Linked DNA regions of Homo sapiens: region 2 is linked to region 1. A link is an interaction called in ENCODE POLR2A ChIA-PET data of the cell type or tissue named here. Cell type or tissue: A673. All regions are shown on one strand. Links, peaks and the distances in the headings refer to the core of each region. The heading gives the core; the rest is flanking DNA.

Evidence for each region. ChIA-PET counts read pairs that join two places held together with the same protein. Peaks named below come from ENCODE experiments on the same cell type or tissue, not always from the same donor. Only the 100,000 strongest peaks of a DNase experiment are listed, where the experiment ranks them.
Region 2: POLR2A ChIA-PET joins it to region 1 with 5 read pairs; 2 of 35 experiments call an interaction of 5 or more read pairs at or near these places.

The regions. Positions count from the first base shown.
Region 1 is chr21:35,962,563-35,965,480 of GRCh38, reverse strand. All of the region lies in intron 5 of LOC101928269 (a long non-coding RNA gene), which reads left to right. Among named protein-coding and RNA genes, the nearest start is that of LINC01436, 41 kb to the left of the region's middle. In A673, for the core only: no CTCF peak of the experiment used is centred there; a DNase peak (open chromatin) is centred at 1,430.
Region 2 is chr21:36,159,724-36,162,641 of GRCh38, reverse strand. All of the region lies in intron 1 of DOP1B (DOP1 leucine zipper like protein B), which reads right to left. Among named protein-coding and RNA genes, the nearest start is that of DOP1B, 4.4 kb to the right of the region's middle. In A673, for the core only: no CTCF peak of the experiment used is centred there; no DNase peak of the experiment used is centred there.

The sequences.
Region 1 (2,918 bases), core at 126-2,625:
TCTTTGAGAATCTTAGTGTCTGTCTTCTGTAGGCAGGGGTTATGGGTGTAGACACTTCCATCGAACTGAACTTCTTCTTCTTCTTTTTTTTTTTTTTTTAATAGGAGTCTCACTCTGTTGCCCAGGCTGGAGTGCATTGGTGCAATCTGGGCTCACTGTAACATCCATCTCCTGGGTTCAAGCAATTCTCCTGCCTTGGCTGAGATTATAGGCACCCACCACCATGCCCGGCTAATTTTTGTATTTTTAGTAGAGATGGGGTTTCACCATGTTGGCCAGGCTGGTCTTGAACTCCTGACCTCAAGCAATCCTCCTGCCTCGGCCTCCCAAAGTGCTGAGATTACAGGAGTGAGCCACTGCACCCGGCTGCAACTGAACTTCTTTATATCAATGGGGATAGTGAGATTCCAGAATTATAAAACTAGAAGGCAACTCGTAACCACCAGAGGCAAGGTGGCCATAATGATTATAATTGGAAACACTGAAGAATAGTACTTAGGGTGCCTCAACCTTCAGAGATTTGTAGCAATGGTTAAGAGATCCTGGTGTTCCTAGGCATGAGACAGAAGGACAGCTAACTAGGATGTTATTAAGATTGTATAATAATAATAAAAAGAAAGCTGGAGAATAGAAGGTTGACATCAGTCCTTGCAATAAAAAATTGTGGACTCTCACTCAGTTTTCAAATGTAAGCCAGTTTGAAAACCGGCTTGAAGTAAAGTTTTCAAACTGGCTTATTAGGTTGATGCAAAAGTAATTGTGGTTTTGGCCATGACTTTTAATGGCAAAATTGCAATTATTTTTGCACCAACCAAATACATTTGAAAACTGAGTGAGAGTCTACAATTTTTTATTGCAATGACTGATGTGTGGATTGAGGGGAAGACTTAGGCTTCCTTGAAGAAGGACCCTTCTATTTTCCACAGTATACCTGAAAATGTGTTCTTCTAATCTTCCCCTTTAAGGAATTTGCACCCATTTCCCCAAGTAACTAGTGCCAGAGAATAGGGACAATTCAGACTTTTTGAGGATTAGTAATATACAAGGTTTGAGCTGATACTGATAAGGAGTTAAGAAGAAATTACTTAGGCAGGTAGTGAGGGTACGGAAATCCTCGGTAAGGTTTTTCCTTTAATGAAAAGCAGCCCCAAATCATTTTCTAACAAAGAGCAGCCTGTAAAATCAAGCTGCCAACATAGATGCTGGCAGCTGTGCCAATCATGTTCAAGATAGCAACTCCATCTTCCCTTTTCTTTGATAGCCACGTGTACAGTAAGGAACAGACAACATGACCCAGCCAAGGGGAAATTTCATTTGCTAAGTAAGATTAGGGTGGGTGGCCAGCCTTCCCCAGTGGTATGTAAACATCATACCTGATTGAACCAATCTGTGAGCCCTACGTAAATCAGACACCACCTTGAACCAATCTGTGAGTCCTATGTAAATCAGGCACCACCTTGAACCAATCTGTGGGCCCTATGTAAATCAGACACCGCCTCCTCAAGCCTGACTATAAAATCTGGCGCATCTGCCGCCAGCGGGCCTTTTCCTCTCGGAAGTTCCCTCCCTCTCACTAGAGAAAGAGAGCTGTTTTCCTTTCTTTTTCTTTTGCCTATTAAACTTCTGCTCCTAAATGCCTCATGTGTGTCTGTGTCCTAAATTTTCCTGGTGTGAGATGACAAACCCTAGGTATTTACCCCAGACAACATAGCTGCTTCAATACCAAGGGATCTTAAATGATACCAAGGAATATTAAATGCCTTATGTTGTCCCTCCCCACCTGCCCTGTCCCGTTAGATTGGCAGTTTTAGGAAGTCTGGTGATAAATAGAGTTTTACCCCAAGTCTGTTTCACAATGGGTCCATTTGGTCCACTGGGTCCAAAAACTACCCTGTGGTTATTTATCAGGTCCCCAAATATACAATTGGGGTAGATATATTTAGTGGTTGGCAGAACTCCCACTTATGGAGTAAGGAACTATGGTGGGAAGGGCCAAGTAAAGTATCGGAAACTGTTCTTTCCCCATTATTCAAGATGGCAATCAGGAATAACAAGGCATTCCAGGAGGAAGTACAGATATGATTGCTATCATCAAGAACATCAAAGCTGCAAGGAGGTGGTGGTCCCCATAATATCTCCATTCAGTTTACCCACTGTGTCCGTGTAAAAACCAGATAAATGATGGCAGATGCTATTAGGTGATAGCCCCTTGAAGCTGTTGTGCTGGGTTTGCTATATTTACTGATGAAGAGCAACACGCCTTCTCAAACTTCATATGTGACTACTGATCTGGCAAATGATTTCTTGTCAACCTCCATCAATAGGGGGACTCTGCAGTGGTTGGCCTTTCCGTGGCAAGGATAGCAGTATACATTCACTATCTGCATGTCTGCAGGGATCTTGATCATGCTGACATTCTGCAGAACATTGCTCTGTCTCACCTATTAGTGACATCATGCTAATTGGACTTACTGACCTGGGAGTAGCAAGTATCATAGATGCCCTAATACAGGGCATCAACCTGGGATGATTTTAACCCCCAGGGGATATTTGGGAACATCTGCAGATATTTTGGTTGTTATAATTGGTTGACGTGAGCAACTGGCATCTACTGGGTAGAGTTCAGGGATGCTTCTGTACACCCTACAACACAAAGGATAGCCCCCTACCCAAACAAAGAATTATCTGGCTCCAAATGCCAATAGTGTCAAGGTTGGGAAACACTGTCCTAGAAGACACCTGTGTACCAGTGGTGGGAGGTCAACCCTATGCAAATTCAGGAGTCTGTTACATCAACGAAGTTTCTAGGAGTTAAGTAGTCTGGGGCATGCCAGACCATCCTTTTTAAAGTTAAAGGATAATTGGCATATATCAGGCTCTTAAAAATATTTGCTGAATGAATGAGCGAATGAACAGCA
Region 2 (2,918 bases), core at 211-2,710, 200 kb before region 1:
GAACCCAGGAGCCATGGAGGTTGCAGTGAGGTGAGACTGCGCCACTGTACCCCAGCCTGGGTAACAGAACAAGACTCCATCTCAAAAAAAAAAGAAAGTGAAGACTTTGGGAGGTGATTATGTCATGGGATTAGTGCTCTTTTAAAAGGGACACCAGCTGAACGGAGTGGCTCACATCTGAAATCCTGGGAGGCCAAAGCAGGTGGATCACTTGAGTCCAGGAGTTTGAGACTAACCTGAGCAACATGGTGAAACCCCATCTCTACAAACAATACAAAAATTAGCAGGGTGTAGTGGCACATGCCTATAGTCCCAGGTACTCAGGAGTCTGAGTTGGGAGGATCACTTGAGTTTGGGAGGTTGAGGCTGCAGTGAGCCATGATCATGCCACTGCACTCCAGTCTGGGCAACAGAATGAGACCCTGTCTCAAACAAATAAACTAAATTAAAGAGACCCAAGGGAGCCTGGCTGTTCTTTCCACTGTGAGGATACAGCAAGCAGGCCCCACCAGACACCGAATCTGCCAGCACCTTGATCTTGAACTTCTCAGCCTCCAGAACTATAGGAATACACTACTGTCACTTATAACAGAAATACCTAGTTTACACTATTTTATTGGAGCAGCCTGAATTAACTAAGACAAGCATCCATCCACAAAATATGGTCTATCCACAAAGGAACGCTGAGGCAATGGAAAGGAACCAAATACTGATACGCCGCAACTTGGATGAACCCTGAAAACACACGCTTAGTGGAAGACGCCAGACACACAAGACCAGACATTGTATGATTCCATTGATATGAAATGCCCTCCACAGGCAAATCTAGAGAGAAGGCAAGTAGGTTAGTGGCTGCCTGGGGTGCAGTGAAAACAGGGAGTAATGGCCACTGGGCACGGCGATCTTTCTCAGGTAAGGCAAACGTGCTAAAATGGGATGATGGCGATGCTTGCACAACTCTGTAAATGTATGAAAAATCACTGAAATTATCTGGGCACAGTGGCTCATGCCTGTGATCCCAGCTACTCCAGAGGTTGAGGTAGGAGGATTGCTTCTGCCCCGGAGGTTGTGACCAGCCTGGGTCACAAACAACATGGCAAGACCCTGTCTCAAAAACAACAACAACAACACTGAATTATACACTTGAATGAATTTTATGAGCTGCAAATTATAGTGCAATAAAGCTGTTAAAAAAAATAAAACTAGGCCAGGTGCAGTGGCCCATGCCTATAATCCCAGCGCTTTGGGAGGCCGAGGTGGGTGGATCACGAGGTCAGGAGTTCGAGACCAGCCTGGCCAACATGGTGAAACTCCATCTCTACTAAAAATAGAAAAATTAGCTGGGCATGGTGGCTGTAATCCCAGCTATTCAGGAGGCTGAGGCGGGAGAATCACTGGAATCCAGGAGGCGGAGGTTGCAGTGGGCTCAGATCGCACCATTGCACTCCAGCCTGGGTGACATAGTGAGACTCTGTCCCCACCAAAAAACAAAACACACACACAAAAAAAAACAACAGTAAACTCTCAATTCCATCTGCTCAACATGCTCCTTCTCCCATCTTTTCCTTCTCAGAAAGTAGCCCCTTTACCTGTTGGATTATTCTAGACTCTTCCTTCTCTTCTCCTGCCATGCTCAACCCCAGTCCTGTTTGCCTCTTCTTCCTAAACACCTGTTGACTCAATTGCTCTCCATCGCCACACCGCAGTGTGGGCTGCCTGTTGCCTGCATGTTTGCAGGAGCTTCCCAATGATTCTCCCACACTTGCCCCTTTCCAGTGCCTTTACACACAGTGCTCCAAGAATCCTTTTAAAACAATGCATACAACTGCCATGTTTAAAATTGTTTCCATAAAGCTTAAAATAAGGCCAGGTGCAGTGGCTCACGCCTGTAACCCCAGCACTTCGGGAGGCCGAGGCGGGTGGATCACCTGACATCAGGAGTTCGTGACCAGCATGGCCAACATGGCGAAACCCCGTCACTACTAAAAATACAAAAATTAGCCAGGTGTGGTGGCACATGCCTGTGATCCCAGCTACTCGGGAGGCTGAGGCAGGAGAATAGTTTGAACCTGGGAGGTGGAAGTTACAGTGAGCTGGGATTGTGCCACCGCACTCCAGCCTGGGTGACAGAGTGAGACTCTGTCTCAAAAAAAAAAAAAAAAAAGAAAACTTAAAATAGAACCAAACAACCCCTTTTCCAGCTTACAAGACTCTACCCACTTGTCACTGCACCCTCCAACCCCAAGACGGACCCATCCTGCCACAGAGCCTCTGCATATGCGTGCCTCTCTGCAAAAATATACTGCACCTTGCACACCCACCCACAAAATAAGACCGCCTACTCAATCCTGGGAAGGCCTGTCCCTTTTTCTGAAATAACTGCCTTCACACATTTTGAAAATATTAAGGAAAAGATGGTAATGAGAGCTGGTAGTTTGTTCCTTTTGCCAAGTAAAGACTAAGAAGTTGATATATCCAAAATGGTCCATATTATTATTATTATTATTATTTTTTCCAGAAAATTCAGTTCTGAAACCCAGCATCTCTAAACCACCGCAATACTCCAATGGTGCACAGTCTGTTCACTCTACTAAGTGTCTAAACATGGGGGAAAGAAACATAAATAAGACAAGGTCCCTACTCTCATAGTTCATAGCCTAATAAAAGTGGAAGTACCTAAATACATAATTTCAGTTTAATGTGGGACACGTAAGTGTCAGAGGGTGGACAAAGTGGCCTTGCTCCTTTTAACACACATAAGTGACAGAGGGTGGACAAAATGACAGAGTCTGATGATACCAAGAGGAAACTCAGCCACCGGCAGAGGAGTCCTCAAAGTCCAGAGGTGTGGGCAGCTAGAGTTACCAGGAAGAGAACTGTGATAAGGTGTGTATTGACGATAAGGTGTGTATTTAGAA